Regions from separate parts of the Homo sapiens genome. Here regions 1, 3 and 4 are each linked to region 2. A link is an interaction called in ENCODE POLR2A ChIA-PET data of the cell type or tissue named here. Cell type or tissue: MCF 10A. All regions are shown on one strand. Links, peaks and the distances in the headings refer to the core of each region. The heading gives the core; the rest is flanking DNA.

The links. ChIA-PET counts read pairs that join two places held together with the same protein. Peaks named below come from ENCODE experiments on the same cell type or tissue, not always from the same donor. Only the 100,000 strongest peaks of a DNase experiment are listed, where the experiment ranks them.
Region 1: POLR2A ChIA-PET joins it to region 2 with 31 read pairs; 7 of 35 experiments call an interaction of 5 or more read pairs at or near these places.
Region 3: POLR2A ChIA-PET joins it to region 2 with 13 read pairs; 12 of 35 experiments call an interaction of 5 or more read pairs at or near these places.
Region 4: POLR2A ChIA-PET joins it to region 2 with 24 read pairs; 7 of 35 experiments call an interaction of 5 or more read pairs at or near these places.

What each region holds. Positions count from the first base shown.
Region 1 is chr11:12,124,922-12,129,591 of GRCh38, forward strand. All of the region lies in intron 1 of MICAL2 (microtubule associated monooxygenase, calponin and LIM domain containing 2), which reads left to right. Among named protein-coding and RNA genes, the nearest start is that of MICAL2, 17 kb to the left of the region's middle. In MCF 10A, for the core only: no CTCF peak of the experiment used is centred there; DNase peaks (open chromatin) are centred at 1,040 and 1,890.
Region 2 is chr11:12,188,248-12,192,247 of GRCh38, forward strand. The region is part of intron 3 of MICAL2 (microtubule associated monooxygenase, calponin and LIM domain containing 2); the gene reads left to right. Among named protein-coding and RNA genes, the nearest start is that of MIR6124, 27 kb to the left of the region's middle. In MCF 10A, for the core only: a CTCF peak has its summit at 1,520 (motif pointing right); a DNase peak (open chromatin) is centred at 1,504.
Region 3 is chr11:12,084,150-12,088,819 of GRCh38, forward strand. It overlaps LINC02989 (long intergenic non-protein coding RNA 2989), which reads left to right and starts at 2,722. Exons shown (of 2, transcript NR_186297.1): 1 at 2,722-2,971. In MCF 10A, for the core only: CTCF peaks have their summits at 3,331 and 4,250 (motif pointing right); DNase peaks (open chromatin) are centred at 2,312, 2,652, 3,492 and 4,042.
Region 4 is chr11:12,063,731-12,068,400 of GRCh38, forward strand. No RefSeq gene overlaps it. Among named protein-coding and RNA genes, the nearest start is that of LINC02989, 21 kb to the right of the region's middle. RefSeq lists enhancers at 2,206-3,405, 2,421-2,943. In MCF 10A, for the core only: no CTCF peak of the experiment used is centred there; DNase peaks (open chromatin) are centred at 2,411, 2,641 and 3,391.

The sequences.
Region 1 (4,670 bases), core at 335-4,334, 63 kb before region 2:
CCTGTGTCCTTCTGGTCACTAACCCATTCCACCATTGTTGTGGGAATTAGGGAACTAGGTTAGTCCCTGTTTCTATGGACACATCCTCTCTCTTCTAGATGATGAAACTCTCTGCAAAGCCAGGCTTAGCCTTTAGCCACTGGGGCTTCCTGCGCTCTCAGGGTGTCTGATCTCAGCCCCACCCGCCAGAGCTCATCTCTGGCTAGCCTGGGATCTGTATCAGCAGCAGCCCAGTGGGGTCCATTTCCATCGTATCTCTATGCCTTAGTTCTTCCCTTCTCACCCATGTGTTCTCCAGAATATTTCTCTTTATTTCATGGGCTTTTCACATAGCTGTACATCTTTTTTTTGAGACGGAGTCTCGCTCTGTCACCCAGGATGGAGTGCAGTGGCGCGATCTCGGCTCACTGCAACCTCCGCCTCCTGGGTTCAAGTGCTTCTCCTGCCTCGACCTCCCGAGTAGCTGGGAATACAGGCATGCACCACCATGCCCTGCTAATTTTTTTGTATTTTTAGTACAGACGGGGTTTCACCATGTTAGCCAGGATAGTCTTGATCTCCTGACCTCGTGATCTGCCCGCCTCGGCCTCTCAAATTGCTGGGATTACAGGCGTGAGCCACCGTGCCCGGCATCTTTTTTTTGTTATGTAGAGACACTCTATCTCTCTGCCCTGTCCCAAGTCTAGTCCTTTAAAAGATAAAGCCTGGGTGCAGAGAAGTGTGTCTAGTCTGCTATCAGTTAATGTAAACAAAAGGACACATATTTATATTTGTGTATATATGCATAATCACGGTCCGGAAACAGACACAAGCAACTGATAATAGTGGTGACCTGTTTTAGAGTGGGGACGTGGTAGGTAGATGGGGACAGGAGTAGGAGGGAAACTTTTTCTGAATACTTTTGTATTCTTTTGACTTTGGAATCCGGTGCAAGTATTTCTTATTCAGTTTTTTTTTTCTTTAAATAACAGATAATCTGGGATGCCTGATTGGCTAATGTGAACTGGTGAGGCCATGTGGAGTGAGTGACTCACCTGCTTGAGTCAGGGCTCTGCAGCCTCCTACCCACCTGGGCCTCAGCTCCTCAGGTGTAAAGCTGGCTGGTCCCAGCCCACTTACCTTGCAGAGGGGACTCAGGGAGGCCCTCCTGCAGAGCCTGGCATAGGCCAGCACATGGAGGGTCTGTAGTAAACAGGGCCTCTCCCTCAGAAGTCATGTGGGATTTTAGGACCATTACAGTAAACTGTAATCTCGGTTTAGTGATAGCTGGTGCTCAAAGCGTGCACCTGAGCCTCATGTTGGTTTTCTGCTGTCAGTCACTTAAAACTTACACCATGGTTTTTTCCTCTTGTGAACTCCAGTATTTAAGGAGATTGGAAGCTCTGAATCTCTGGGTTTGCCTGGAAGAAGTATGTACTTTGCTTTGCCAGACCTGAGATGCTTTACAAATCATCTCGTCTGCCCAGTTCAGTGGAGTGAGATTAGAATAGGTCTAACATCCTTTGAAAACATAGGCCCATGGTGAGGTTTGCAGGTAACTGAGATCACAGCTGGCTCTGAAGAAAAAATGCAGCCTCTTGGGAGTGGCCAGTCCAGGTACCTATAATTGAGGAAGTGACCTGATTGGGGAGGTGACTTATTTACCCTGGGCAATTAAGAAGCATTTATTGAACACCTACTATGTGCCCTAGGCTCTGTGCTGTGGGGATGACAAGATGCATAAGGCTCAACTTCTCCTCCTAAAGTATTTACAGTGGGCTTGGGAAAGCAAGGCTTATGTGTGTAAAAAAAAAAAAAAAATTAAGTAACAGGAGATTTTCGCAACAGTTCAGCTCAATCATAGAAGAAAAACCACAAGGTAGTTCATGACTAATGTCCATCTGCCTGAAGGAGGCAGCGGTGGGTGTGGGGAGTGTTTTCTGTGGGCTAGGGAGGGCCTGGAAAGCTTCCTGGAGGAGGGAGCAGAGGTGGCGGCAGCAGCAGCATTTGATCTGGATCCTGATGGGTAGTTGCAGTGCAGATGGATAAGTTGGGAGTAAGAAGAGAGCATCTCTAGTGGGTGTTGAGGCCAAGAGAAATGGGGAATTGCCTGCTTTGAAGGTGGGCAGCGGGAAATGAGGCTAGGCAGGTGAGTTTAGGACAGATGCAAAGAGGCTTTAATGAGAGAGAGATTGAGTTGGAGTGTGTTTAACTTCAGAACAGGGATGGGAGGATGAAGGCCCAGGGTCTCACAGGGAACTCTTGTAAATCTCAGGAAGATAGGCAAGAAAGGGTCTAGCTCCAGGACATTTCAGTCTAGGCATCTCTAGCCTCCAGCCTCCTGGAGCCATTCTTTCACCATTGCTCTATGGGGACATTTTCTTCTTAGGCATTTTACATGTCTGCTCATTCATTCATTCAGCAGGTATTTATGAGCTCTTACTCTGTGGCAGGCACTGCTCTCAGTGCTGGGTTGCAGCAGGGAAAAAAACAAAACAAGATAACATCCCTTGCCACATTCCCAGAAGGGGAGAGGGACAATAAACAAGTGAGCTAAATGCGTGGGAGGCCAGGTGATGAGAGGTATGGTGGAGAAAATCAAAGCAGGGAAGGAGATGGTGTGTGCTGCATGGAGAGGGGAGCAGCTCGGGGAGGGCTGTAATTTTAAACAGAGTGGTTAGAGAAGGTTTCACTGACTCACCCTGTCACTGGGACTTTGGGAGCACAGGGAAGGAGGCAAGGCCAGATCCTACTGGGATCTTGAGCCCACAGTTGATCCTCTTCGACCTGTTGGGGGTCTTTGACTAGGCAGTAGGGAGTCTTTGAGTGCTCTTGAGCAGAGGAGTGACATGTGTGGGGAGATCTCCCTAGTGGCTTTGTAGGGGATAGGATATTGGCGGCTGAGACAGGGGAGCAGAGATTCAGGAGGAGATGACCACTGTAGACTAAAAAAGTCTACTCATTTGACACTTTCCTCACTGTGCTGCAAGCTCCACATCTGTAAATGGAGATAAAATGGTACTTACCATTTCAGGCACGTTTTCAAGAGGATGAAGTGGGTTACTGAATGTAGAATACTTAGACTAGCACCTGACATATAATAAGTGCCTAAAAATATTGTCTTGCTCTACTATCTGTCCCTCTGTCTGCATATACGTATGTGTGTGTAAAATTAATGTGTTAGGGACATCCTTTCTTGTCCTGAAGCCAAGTCAAATGAAGAAAATAATGGCGCTTTTCAGGATTAAATGAGATCATCCATGTTGTGGGTGTAGGTTAGTGGCAGATGAAAACCAGGTGAATACTAGTTAAAAGTACTACTGTTACCACCAGATCTTACCTTGAAGAAAATGATTTTGCAATGGAAATCCTTTGTAAAGTCTTCCTATTTAACAGTTGTTTATCAAGACTGCAACATGCCAGGTGCTGCACTAGACACATCCCATTTCATCTTTGCAATAACTGCCCAAGATAATAAGTGTTAACCACATCTTACAGATGAGGAAGCAGAAGCCCTGGACTAAGACTTGACAAGGTCACATAGCTGGTAAATGGCAGAGCTGGGATTAATCCATGAGTGTTCCATTGTGTAAATGTAAACATTGACATATAGGTTCTCATATCAGTCTCCCTTGGTATTAGGTACCCACAAAGAGGTGCAGGGAGAGCAGAGGCATGGCCAATTTCCAGGACAGATCGGGGCAGTGTGAATGTAGTGGGGAAAGCATGGGTGGGAGACACTGTGGGTGAAACAGTACCTTTCTTCAATGACTCAGCCCTGCAGGCTTTATCAGAGCCTTTCAGCCACCCTCTCAGAGTCTATCTGAAACCCATTTTGGTTTCCCAAAAGGAGCAGAGCCTGACAAGTTCAAATCCTGGCTCCAGCACTTACCAGCCATGTAAGTCCAAGATAGAAGTCAATTTCTTTGTGCCTCAGTTTTGTCATCTGCAAACTTGCTTCATAGGGTTGTTATGAGAATATCAGAGAAGCTATGTCAACACTTAGAACAGTGCCTGGCCCATAGCAAGCACTCTGAAAGAGTTATTATTATGTTAACAATTCTTATATTATTTTTATATTATAGTATTATTGTAAGTGCCTTCTTAATCTCTGAGGTCAGGGTAGAATGTCCATCCTCTCTGCAGGATCATTCTGTAACACATTCTGTTTTGCCTTATTATATAGATGTGGGTGTAGGTCTCCCCTTTACAAGACCATGAATAGAATTCAATCAGCATCTTTCTAAAATCCCTGAAGACTTGTGCCTTGTCCTAGAAGCTGTCAATAGAGACTTGGGCCAAAAGAAGTGATTCTTGGTTTTCTTTTACCCTTCAAGCCACATATTCTGACCTGAAGACCCCACCTCTCAGGATTTGGAAAATGTCTGATATTTCCAAAGGTGCTTTACAGTTTGCCAAACACATTCCCATTCATATTTCATTTGGTCTTCACAGTTACCCTGTGCGGTTACTGGGTACTGTCCCCATTGAACAGGTCAGGAGACTGAGGCTCTGCAGGGTTGAATAACTTGCTCCAAAACGTGCAAGTGGAAGGTAATGAAACACGCACCCCCCTTCCTATCCCAGAAAGCTTTGTTCTGGAGTTTCAGATTGACTCTTCCCCTAAAGCCATTCATCATTTCCCCCTTAGCCCTTTTCCTAAAGAGGACTGGGAGGAGGTCATGTGGTGA
Region 2 (4,000 bases), core at 1-4,000:
AATAGATTAGAATATTGAAATTAACTTCCTATTTCTTGTCACTTTTTTAGAAAAAATGTGGCTATCAGAAAATTTAAAATTGCACGTGTGGCTCACCTTATATTTCTATTGCAGTGATTCTTAACTGGTGGCTGTTTTGCCTTCCAGGGACGTTTGATAATATTTGAAGACTTTTTTTTATTGTCATGCTGTTGGGAGAGTGGCGTGGTTGGCACGAGCACCTAGTTGGAAGAGGCCGGGGAAGCTGCTGAACATCCTACAATGCACAGGATAACACCCTACAACCAAAATTATCTGGTCCCAAATGTAGTAGTGCTGAGGTTGAGAAACCCAGTTCTATTGTATAGCACTGTTTTACTCTCACTTTTGATGAACCAATCTTCTCTCATTGACAATGACACTAAAATTGGAGGGCTTAGGGCACAGTAGAAAGAGCATAATGGCCAGAGTCAGATACCTGTGACCCTGGGCAGGTTATGTAACATTTCAGAGCCTCCACTTCCTCATCTGTGAAATGGACGCAATGATACCTACTTTATAGGATCCTTGTTAGGACTCAATGAAATTGAACATAGCATACCTGACACATGGTAGACCTCCACTCAGTAGAAATTAGCATTATTGTTAAAATTTGTGTCACTATGCGGACTCTCTGGATCAACTATTAGGATTTCTACACATCTTTTAGATTTTCAATGAGTACCTTACACTCAACAAATAGAAAACTAAATTCATAATTTTACACTTCCTCTCCCCTCCCACTCCCTAAATTTATTCTTCTTTCTGATTTTCAGTCTTAGAGCACAGTATCACCATTCTCCCACTCTGAGAACCTGAGTCAGTTTCACTTCTTCCTTCTACCCTCCAGCCTGAATTTGTAATCTCTTAACCTTTATACGTTAACTGTGTTTCATCCAACCCCTCCTTTACATTCCTGCCTAGTGGGACCTCTGCATCTGCTGTAAGTGGCTTCCTTCCAGGTCCTTGCCTCTACTCTTTCCCAGTCCCCACTATGTGTAAAGTTCTCTTGCTCAGGAACCTTGATGTTTTTTTTGTTTTGTTTTTGTTTTTGTTTTTGCTAAAGTGCGAGTACCTATGGTCAGAAAATGTGACATATCCATCTGTATTTCCCTAGCACCAGATATGATGCCTAGAAAATAGCTGTTCATTCAGTGTTTTTTGAATGAATGCATAGATAAATAAATGATAGATATCCTTTTCCCGTTGGTACATGGGTAGGATCAGGTATTACAGGGAGCTAGGGTAGCAGTTTCCAAATGCCCTATTTCCCTTTAATAGTTTTGCAGGGTTTAAATTACATATTCCCTAACCTACCTTATCTCACCACCCCCACTACCTCCACCACCTTCCTGATTTTGAGCTGGAGACTCAGTTTGTTTTCTCTGAAAGGGTTACAGCGATGATGCATTAGACCTGGGTCCCGGAAATCCTGCCTTCCATATGTGGGCTTCCGCAGGCAGCCTGAGCCAGCTATGGCTCACGTTCTGCAAGCCCAGGCCTGCCACCAGAGGGAAAGTGCCCTAGATGCCCAGGCATGCCTTCCTCTTGGTGGCCAAAGATTTCCCAGGCAGCTCCCAGCAGGCTGTGAGGGGAGGCTTTCCAGAAATTTGCCCTTAAAGATGCTCTGATAGAGAAAACATAACATGTTCTTTGGCAGGTTGTGGGCATCTATCATACAGTAATCATGGGCAGTCGGGATGGTGTAGGATTGGAGCCTCCCGATGTCTAGACACTTTGGTCTGTTCACAGTTTCAAAAACATTTTAATTACAAACCACTTTATGGTGTAAGGTGACCCACATGGAGTTATCAAGAACTTCTGAGTAAGTTTGCTAACTTCTTTTGTGGCAGCTGCAAGTTGACTCAAAACTACATTCCGCTGGTGAGTATGGGTTGTCTGGCCTGGAAGACATGTGTGAGTTGCTCTAAGGGGCTCGCTGTTCTCTTACTATCTGGAAGGCCTCAAAGTTCCTCTGGTGGGAAAGATTTTCTTCTGCAAACACCCTGGGATTTGTCTCTTGAAGAATCAGGGTTTTGGACTCTCCTACGTAACCATCTTCTGTGGGTTGGATATCAGATGTGTATCCAACCCCCAGAAGATGGATCAAGGTGCAGTTGACTAAATGGCTTTTCTCTTGGGAAACTTGAGGATTTTCTGTCACCTCTAACTGGCTTTGTGACATCTGAAGTTGTTTCCTGTATCTGAAGCTACTTATTTCATTGGTAAAGGTAGTAAAACTCCCACCTATTTTCAGCTTTGATTCCTTTTCTCCCCTGACCCCAAAACTTGTGCTTCAGAATAAGTTGTTTCACAGACAAGGTTGCATATGTTAGGTGACAATATCTTCTCTCCATTTTTGTAAAGTGTAAAGTCACATCACTGCCTGTCAGCATTTCTAATCAGCCACAGATAATTTGTGTTCACACTAAATTGTCACAATCCCATGCAAAATTAAGCAAGAGTGGTGATTAATAGCATGAGTCCAGAGTTGAACAGATTTGGGTTTGAAACTTAGCTCTGCCTTTTACCAGATAAACATCTTTAAGTAGCAGGACTTCAACTTCAATGTCCTCACCTGAAATCAAGAGATAAAATAGTTCCTACCTTATAAGTTAGTTTATCCCTTATTTAATAAGATAATATATGTAAAGCCCCAAGACAGTATCTTCTTAAATATAGACTATTATATTTCAGTTAGCCTCAGTGTGCATCCTGATTTGGGGTAAAGGTATGATTTGATTTGATTTGATTGACTGATTGATTTGGCAAATATTTATCAGTACCTGCTGAGGATGAGGGACTGCTCTAGCCTCTGGGGATACAGCTATGAATCAGAGACAAGGCCTCTGCTTTAGTGGAACTTATGTTCTAGAGGGAGACAAACAAAGTGAACTATTTAACAAATAAAAAAGATGGCCGGGTGCGGTGGCCCACGCCTGTAATCCCAGCACTTTGGGAGGCTGAGGCGGGCAGATCATTTGAGGTCAGGAGTTCAAGACCAGCCTGGCCAACATGGTGAAACCCTATCTCTATTTAAAAAAAAAAATAGAAAAATTAGCTGGGTGTGGTGGCATGTGTCTGTAATCCCAGCTACTCAGGAGGCTGACGCAGGAGAGTTGCTTGAACCTGGAAGGCGGAGGTTGCAGTGAGCCAAGATCATGCCATTGCACTCCAGCCCGGGCAGCAGAGCAAGACTATGTCTCAAAAAAAAAAAAAAAATGTAGGCCAGATGCACCTGCAATCCCAGCAATTTGGGAGGCCAAGGCAGGTGGATTGCTTGAGTTCAGGAGTTTGATACCAGCCTGGGTAACATGGTGAAACCCTGTCTCTACAAAGAAATACAAAAAAATTAGCTGGGCATGGTGGTGCACACCTGTAGTCCCAGCTACTCGGGAAGCTGAGATGGGAGGATTGCTTGAGCCTGGGAGGTCAAGGCTACAGTGAGCCGTGATTGTACCACTGCACTCCAGCTTGGGCAACAGAGTGAGACCCTGTCTCCAAAAAGAAAAAGAAAAAAAGAGAGAGATGTTGGGTTATGATAAGCACCATGCAGAAAATAAATGGAAATGTGAGAGAGTAATGGGTGGGGCTGAGAAGGTATCATCTCCAGGGAGTGGGATGTTTGAGCTCAGCCCTGAATGGTGAGAAGGAGCTGTGTTCAAAGATCTGAGGGAAGGGTGTCCAGGGCAGGAGGACCAGCAAGGAGCTCCCTTAGACTTTCAGAGGTACAAAAAATGGCCTCTGGGCTCCCTGAAATAACTTCTTGGAACCCCCACCCCCACCCCCGCCCGCCACCCAAAACCCACCAAGGGCAAGGGGTTATGGGGAGGGATGCATTGGACAGCATGATCTAAGCCTGCATTTGGTGAAAAGACTGAAATATTTACTATCTGGCCCTTTATAGAAAAAAATGTGCTAATCTGAGGGATCTAAGGTCCCTTTCAGCTTGGACAGTGCACACACGTGCAAGTGCAGGTGG
Region 3 (4,670 bases), core at 308-4,307, 100 kb before region 2:
ACAAAGGTGCATACAGATTAATTTCTCTGGAGAAGTTTTTCCACCTGAAGCATCTCTGCAGGTCCAGTAATTCTGGACCTGTGGTCTCCTTCCCCAAGTATCTGTTGCAGTTGTCTAAAAAAGAGAGCAAAGGCACTACAACTTGGAAAACAATGTGTTGTTATCTGGTAAAGGTGAAGAAACACATACCCTATGACCTAGCAATTCCACTCTTAGATATAAACCCTGGGGAAATATGTGCACATTTACTTCAGGATATACATACCAAGAATACTTATTGCAGCATCACTCATAGTACTTAAAACCTGGAAACAACCCAAATGTTCATCAGTAGTAGTATGGATAAATAAATATGGCATATTTAGCCAGTGGAATACTATACAGCCATGAAAATTAATTCAATATAGCTACCACAACAACATGGATGAATCTCTTAGACACAATTGAGCAAAAAAAGCCAGATATGGAGAAACCCCATAAACTCCATAAAGTGATTCTATTCATGTAAAGCTCAAAGTAGGTAAAATGAAACTATTTTCTTTAGGGATGCAAACTCAGGAGGTAAAACTAAAGGGAAAGGATGGAGACACCACATATTCTAGGGAAGAGGGGATGAGTATGATCAGATAGGGCCACGCAAGGGGTTTGGGGTGCTGGCAATGATTCACATCTTTTTTTTTTTTTTTGAGACGGAGTCTCACTCTGTCACCCAGGCTGGAGTGCAATGGCGCAATCTCAGCTCACTGCAACCTCCACCTCCTGGGTTCAAGCGATTCTCCTGTCTCAGCCTCCCGAGTACCGGGGATTACAGGCATGTGCCACGACACCTGGCTAATTTTTTTGTATTTTTAGTAGAGACGGGGTTTCACCCTGTTGGCCAGGCTGGTCTTGAACTCCTGACCTCAGGTGATTCGCCCACCTCAGCCTCCCAAGGTGCTGGGATTACAGGCGTGAGCCACCATGCCCAGCCAATGATTTATGTCTTGACATGAGTAGTGAGGACATGGGTGTTTGCTTTATAGTTATTTATTAGAATGTATAATTTTCTATGCACTTTTCTGCATGTGCATTCATTTTCATAATCTAAAAAGTAGAAGTGGGAGACAGCCTTGTTTTAAGAGGAGGTTGGATGACAGTGTCACCCTCCACTTTCTTTTCACTTCCAAATTTACCACTGTGGTCCCAGAAGAGAAGTCCCTGCTTGGTGCTCATGTCCCCACCCTTCTCCTGGATCCCCCATACCCTGGGGATCAGTCCGGAGACCTCCACTCTCAGAAGCAAACTCATCCTTGACTGCGCCTGACTCAGCCATCCCTGATTGCATCTTCTGGGCTCTTGTGCTCCCAAGGATGTAATTGAGTGTGCTATGTGGGGAGACAGTCTCATGATTTCCTCGGATGGAAACCAAGTGGAAATAAAAATAGTTGTGCCAGATTGTTGGTGTGCATCACAGCTCAGGAGTGGCCCTGGGATGCCTGGGCCTGGGCTGGAACCTGGCATCCATGTTGTATGCCCGATTTCCTCCACCTCCTCCGCTCAGGGTGCTGGTGTGTATGCCACCTCTCTGAGTGAGACAGGAAGATTGCGTTTAGCTCAAGCACCTTCTCATCAAGACTCTTTCGGAGGGTTCAGAGGGCTTGTTTCTGAAGCACTCAGCAGGCAGCCTGGCATAAAGCAGGTGCTCAGTGACCAGTGGGTATCAGTTGGTCCCTTGCTGCTTTGAGTTGGGCAACACTGAGGTTGGGACTACAGAGGTCATTGCCCCTTAAGAAGAACCTAGAGCAAGTTATCTCTGAGGCCCTCGGAAGCTTTGTTCAAGGGACATTAAGTCCCTTTGTTTGGGGCTGGGGAGTACTGAGACTACAGTTTGGGAAAATGTTGGTCTCTGAGATGTAGGCTGCCTGATGACTAGCTGTGCAAACAAAACCTCGGACTTCCCTCCGCATTTCTTTCCTTTGACCCTTCAGTGTCAGCAAGCTCAGGGTCAGAAACCCTGCACTCAACTCCTTTGCTAGGGATTTGTGGAGGCTGATAAAAGCCCGCAAGGTGGCCAGGGCTGCTGGGCAATGTTGGCATCCTGCTGATACAAAAACTCAGCTTGGATCTCCAGCACCTTCTCCTCAGATAAAGCTGGTAATTTCCTGGAGCAACCACACTTGGAGAGAACCAAGCTTGCAGGGAGCTCAGAGCAGCCTAGGCAGGTCACAGTGGACAGGAGGGATGTGGGACTGGCAGGAGGAAGTCAGGAAGGAGCCTTGATCACTGACTGCAAATAAAAGCTTCATGTGGTGCAATGAAATCACCCTATATGGCTTGAGAGGAAATTCTCTGCAAGGAGCTGCATGCAAATAGGTCATCAAGTAATGGCAAAAATATGCAGCCAAATGGAGGTGCCCCTGCAGTTTCCGTGTCTCCAAGGACTAGATAAACTCCAGGAAGGACTCAGGGCTTGATACCACAAAGGATGGGGAATAAGAGATGCTCCCTCTGCCCCCATGAGCCCCCTTAGCCAGCCTCCTGCCTCCTGCTTCCCATCTCTCCAAGGGGATCCACCCTGAGTCTGACCAGCATCCCCGTGTTCCCTGTGGCCGGGATCAGGCAGGGACACAGAGATTGCTTGAGACACTTTCTGGTGACTAATGCAGTATACTTGAACAGGAAACAGACTGGAAAGGACTTAGGGGGAGCTATAAATAGCCCATGTCCTAAAAAAATGAACTTGGGAAGAAATGGAATTAACAAACTGGGAGGAGAACAAGGAGATCACAGGCTCCAAACAAGACCAAGCTTTCTCTTGGGAAATGAGCTTTTCTCCCAGATGGAGCTCCATCTGCCCTTGCAGGATCAGCTCCCCCAAGTGTGCCCTGCTCCACCCTGGGGTTGACCAGCCAGCTCAGCCTGCCTGCCAATATGATGCCTGGAATTGTCTGTGGTTCTGGGGGCCAAGCCTTGTCAGGATCATCACGTAAGGGTGTGTATGTGCGGAAGGGTGGTGGCTGAGGCTCAGGATTCAAGGACTATGGACCATGGTGGGAAAGTAGAGAATTGGAGCAGTGACAGGTCAGGGACATCCCTTCTGATGTTCCTCAGTTCTCTTCTGTTCTCTGGGCTTCAGCAATCTGCTGTCTCTTGAACCCAGTGAGGGGAGGGGTGAGTCAGGCAGAAGAATGAGCTCAGGTAGGATGGCACGTCAGCAGCCTGGAGTCTGACACCGGCCAAGACACTCAGTGGCAGAGTAATGTAGAATAGAACACTCCATTTCACTAAGACTGGTTCCTTTTCTGTAAGATTGAGAGGTTAGACTAGTTCACTGGATTTGAAATATTTTTATTTTTTAAAGATGCATAACCTTTCTCCAAAGGAAATCACAAGGAAAGAAGAGTACTGCCCTGGTTAAGGTGGGGACTCAGGGTTTCTCACACTTACACTCAACCATTTCCCTTGTGGTAGCCCTGAGAAACTGCCACAGTGCACCAGGGCGTCGCCCAGCTCTGTTGAAAGCCACAGGACTGGAGCACTTGGCAAGTTTGGCTGGCCACCCAAACACAGCTCCTCACGGTTTCTTTCTGTCTTTCCTTTCTCCATAGAGGCTGGAAAGCTAAAACAGTGAAAGGTAATGCTGAGCAATGGAGGCCTAACTAATGATGTCAGTGAAAACAGAGGAGGAACTTGTAATTTACACTCCCCAGCTAACTTCTTCCTCCTCTTCTTCTTTTTTTTTTTTTTTAAAGACAGCATCCTCCTGTCACTTAGGCTGGAGTGCAGTGGCATGATCATGGCTCACTGCAGCCTCAAACTCCTAGGCTCAAGCAATCCTCCTGCCTCAGCCTCCCAAGTAGCTGGGATGACAGAGGCATGCCACTATACGCGGCTCCTAGCAAACTTCTTATATCCTTATTAGTTATTGTGATAGACTGATTGCAAAAACAGCCACAATCGTCTATCCCTTCCAGTCCACACCCTCTGCATCCTCAATCCACACCCTCTGCAATGTGACCGTGTAGCTCCTCCCATCAAGAGACAGAATCCATTTCCCCACCCTTTGAATATGGGCCGGCCTTGAAATTTGCTTTGAACAGTGTTTATTGAAAGTGACAATGTGCCAGCTCCACGCTTAGGTCTTAAGAAGCCTGTGTCTTCTACTGTCTCTCTCTTAAACCCCTGCTGCTGCCATGAGAACAAGCTGGGGCTAGCCTATGAGAAATGAAATATCACACAGAGCAGAGCCGAGTTGTCCCAGCAGAGGCCACCCCAGGCCAGCCATCCTCCAGCCAACCTGCCAGCGGACCCGAGATGCATGAGCAACTAGACTCATGAGAAATAATACATGTTGTTTTAAGGCATACGTTTTGGGGGTAGTCTATTTCTGTTCTAGTATTTATTGTCGAGTAACACACCACCCCAAAACTTAGTGATTTAAAACAATGTATTATATACTCATTTATTACAATCTCCCAAGGTTCTACGCATTGACTAGTCGCCGTGGGGCAATTCCCACCTGGGGGCTTTCAGATGATTAGTCAGATGTCGGCTAGGGCTGCAGGTATCCGAAAGGTTCAGCTTGAGTGGGTGCCTGGGATGGCTCACCCAGGTGGCTGGCACTGGATGCCAGCTCTCATGCTGGACTCAACTGGGCTGTTGACTGCACATGACCTCTGCATGGGCAAGGG
Region 4 (4,670 bases), core at 331-4,330, 120 kb before region 2:
GGCGTGCGCCACCACACCCAGCTCATTTTTGTATTTTTAATAAAGACAGTGTTTTGCTGTGTTGCCCAGGCTAGTCTCGAATTCCTGGACTCAAGCATTCCACCTGCCTCAGCCTCCCAAAGTGCTAGGATTACAGGTGTGAGTCACTGCACCCAGTCAGAATATAACCTTTTTACAGCTTTATTGAAGTATAATTTACATAACATAAAATTCACCTATAGTAAATATACAATTCAATGATTTGTAATAAATTTGTATACTTTTACAACCATGTCCACAATCAGTTTTAGAATATTTTTATCAACCCAAAACATTTCATGCTATGCTCATTTGCAGTCAAATATAGTCCTACTTTAAACCCAGTCAACCACAAATCTACTTTCTTCCTCTATTGATTTGTCTTTTCTGGACATTTCGTATAAACAGAATCATACAACATGTATTCTGTTCTGTGTGGCTTCCTTCCCTTAGCATACTGTTTTTATGGTTCATTCATGTTGTGGCATGAATCAGTACTTTTTTCTTTTTATGCTAAGTACTATCTCAGTGGATGCGTTTATTACATTTTGCTTATTCATTCACCTGTCAATGGAAATTTGGATTGTTTCCAGTTTTTGCCTATTAAGAACAAAGTTGCTGTGAATATTTGCATACAAGTCTTTGTGTGGACGTATGTTTTCATTTCTCTGGGTTACATTCCTAGGAGTAGGTCATATAATAAGTTTATAGTTAACTTTTTAAGAAACTGCCAAATTGTTTTCCAAAGTGGTTGCTCCATTTTATGTTCCCACCAGCAACGTATGAGAGTTCCACTTTCTTCACATCCTGTGGTACCTCTTCGTGGTTGAATTTGCATTTTCCCAATAACTAAGGGTGTTGAATGTCCTTTCATGTGTTTATTAGCCATTTGTGTATCTTTTTCAAAGAAATGTCTGTTCAAATGTTTTTCTCATTTTTAATTTGGTTGATTGTCTTAGTGTTGTAAGAGTTCTTTATATATTCTGGAAATAAGTCCTTTATCAGATATATGATTTGCAATTCTTTTCTCTTAGTCTGTGGCTTGTCTTTTTGGGGTTTTTTTTGTTGTTGTTTGTTTTTGAGACAGTCTCCCTGTCGCCAAGGCTGGAGTGCACAGTGGCAGGATCTCAGCTCACTGCAACCTCCTCCTCCCAGGTTCACACGATTCTTGTGTCTCAGCCTCCCAAGTAGCTGGGATTACAGGCATGCACCACCACGCACAGCTAATTTTTGTATTTTTAGCAGAGATGAGGTTTCACCATGTTGACCAGGCTGGTCTCAAACTCCTGGCCTCAAGCAATCCACCCGCCTCGACCTTCCAAAGTAATGGAATTACAGGCATGAGCCACCATGCCTGGCCTTGTCTTTTCATATTTTTAATGGTATTTCTAGAAGAGCAAAAGATTTTCATTTTGATAAAGTCCAATTTACCTTGTTTTTCTTTTTAGATTGCCCTTTTTGGTGACTTGTCTAAGAAAGTTTTGCCTAACAAGGTCATAAACATTTTCTCCTATGTTTTCCTTTACAAGTTTTTAAAATATAATTTTAAAATAATTTTTCATTTTGAACATAATCCATAGTAACATTAAAAACAAATAGAAAATATAAACAGGGCACAGTAGCTCACACCTGGAATCCTAGCACTTTGGAAGGCAGAGGCAGGTAGAGTTCAAGATCAACCTGGGCAACATAGTGAAACCCTGTCTCTACTAAAAATACAAAAATTAGCCAGGCATGGTGGTGGGCACCTGCAATCCCAGCTATGTGTGAGTGTGTGAGGCTGAGATGGGAGAATCACTTGAATCCGGGAGGCAGAGGTTGCAGTGAGCGGAGATGGTGCCACTGCACTCCAGCCTGGGCAACAGAGTGAGACTCCTTCTCCGCCTAAAAAAATAAAAAAATAAAATTAGCCAGGTATCTTGGGGCATGCCTGTAGTCCCAGCTACTTGGGAGGCTGAGGTGGGAGGATTGCTTGAGCCTGGGAGATCAAGGCTGCAGTGAGCTGTGAGCATGTTATGGCACTCCAGCCTGAGTGACAGATTGAGACCCTGTCTCAAAAAAAAAAAAAAAAAAAGAAAGAAAGAAAAAGAAAATGTTGATCAGCAAAAGGAAGAAGTTACAGATCACTCATAATCCCCCTGCCCCAAAATTCATGTTTTGTTACACGTCTTTATTGGTTACCTATTGCTGCATAACAAATTATTCCCAAAATGTAACAGCTTAAAATAACACATTTATTATCTCAAAACTTCTGTGGATTGGGAATCTGGGAGCACTCTTCTTGGTGCCTTTGGCTCAGGATCACTCACAAGGCTGCAGTCAAGGTATCCCCTGGGGCAGCCATCGTCTCAAGCCTCCGCTGGAAGAGGGTGCATGTCCAAGCTTGCCCATGTGGCTGTGGGCAGGCCTCAAGTCTTCACTGGCTGTTGGCTGAAGGCATCAATTTCTTGCCATGTGGGTCTCCCCACAGGGCAATTCACAACATGGCGACTGGCTTTCCTGAGAGCAAGCAAACAAGAGCAGGCAAGAAGGTGCCCAAACAGGCCACCCCCTTTTTGTAACTTATTCATAGAAGTGACATCCCTTTATCTTGTGCCCTGCTGAATGCTTAGAGGTGAGTCACCAGGTCCAGCTCACTCTCCAGGGAAGGGGATTGCACAAGTTCTGAATACCAGGAGGTGGGGGTCATTGGGGACCGTATTAGAAGGCTGCCACGATGTCCTTCTTGTTACTCATCTTTTGTTGTTCTTACGTATTGGGTGGTAAATCTTCACCTGTGGAACTTTTTCCACAGATGCAGGGGCCCCTTTCTAGATTCTAGATTCTCCTGAATCAGGATCTCCTGAGAACCGCAGTTCTCTGTATGCTTATCTCTGAAAAGCTCCACAGGTCATTCTAATGGGAGCCAAGTAAGAGTCACTCAAAAGTGAGTATTTCCCATATGGATTACAACTGCATATATGTTTAGAAGCATTTTTTTTTCTTTTTATCCCCTCAAATAGTGTTGAACACAAATGTGTTCCAGGTGCTTGGTTCTCAGTGTGGGGCCATCATTTCCATTTCTCCTCAGGAAGCTGTGTTTTACGATCCCTTTGCAGGCAGAGCCCCACCAACCAGGCCTGGCGATCATGACATCCAATTCCAGGGGCTGCAGGGGAGCCCTTCCTTCCGAGTGAGCCACGAGGCTGCCTGCCCTGGTGTTTGGCTTCAGGCAGCTCTGACATCAATCTGTCATTCCAGAGGACACTTTTAGATGTAAGTCTGCTGGTGTGGGGACTTTATGAGAACAGGAATCCCTGGCTGTGAAATTGCTGGCATTTCATGATGTGAGAGAAGATTTACAAGCTCCATGCTGAGCTAGGCTCTTAACACAAGCCCAAGCAGTTACACAATCCAGCCTGCCAGGCAGGCAGAATGTGCAGGGAGCGGCAGGTGGGAGGAAGGGGAAGCTGCCACTTTACCATGCTCAGGACGCCTGGCCCTATCCAAACACCCACTGGGGGCTTAGTGCAAAGTTGCCTTAACTGTATTCACTGCAGCACGGGTCCCTCTGCAGATCTTAGTAAGCAAATGGGCAGTGGTATGTTGTGAGACTGTGGATTCAGAGAGGAAGGAATTTCAAAGGTCACTCTCTCCCGTCCTCTCCTGATGCTCCCCTCCCACCTTCCTAGCTAAAAGCTAACTCCTACTCCCCAATCCAAAGGAAACACAAGCATGCCCTCTCCCATAATCCTGTTCAATTTTTTTTTTTTTTTTTTGCATAACCCTATCTCTACTGTGTATGTATACATTTTAGTTTTTTCATGGCTTTTTTTTTGTGTGTATGTGTGTGTTGTTTATCTCTCCTGCTTGAATGTGAGCTTTCTAAAAGCAACAGCTTTGCCTGTCTTGTCAGTTTTACTTCTGGCATTCAAATCATTGCTAGACCTCAGTACATCCAGACATTGCTAGACCTCAGGCGCTGGCCTGTAAGGTCCTGAACGCCCTGCTTCCAGTATCCAAATATTCATTCATTCATTGAATGCACAGTTTTACCACTGTACCTGCTCAGGTCTCCTAAGCTTAGTGGTGGCCTCATCACACTGATTTTCACCTTGATAGGTTGATTCAATGAATGAATTAATGACTGTTGTGATTCTGCCAGGGGCAGAGAGCTCAGGACCTTATGGATCAGCCCAGCCTGGGTCTGATGGCTCTCACTCTTGGCCCCTCCTCATTTTTCCCTGCTGTCTCCCTGTGTGTACCCCCCTTCATTGTCCTCACTTGAAAGGCCACTCTGAACTAGCCTGCTCCTCTTGGAGCGCCCCAGAGATTCAAAAACAGCAGCTGCATGCTTTTCAAGATGAATGTCCCTGTTTCTTTTAGCTGTCTCTCGCGTGTCATTGTCATCCTACTCACCATCCTCGGGAGGGGTCTAGCGAGCCATTGTCCCTCAATAATTTGGGTTAAGTCTTTGAGATTCTTAGTAAGTCTTGGCAGTTTGCAGATTTTGAGACACTTCCCACTCAACACTTAGCTCATTTCTTCATGCTCAGATTTTTCATGTAGAAAAACAGTCAGTGGGTTTAATTGAGGATTGGTGCTTTTAACCAATTCTCTCTCTGTTTCTTTGCCCAAATTTTCTAGTGGACAACAGCCAAAAGTAGGGGCCC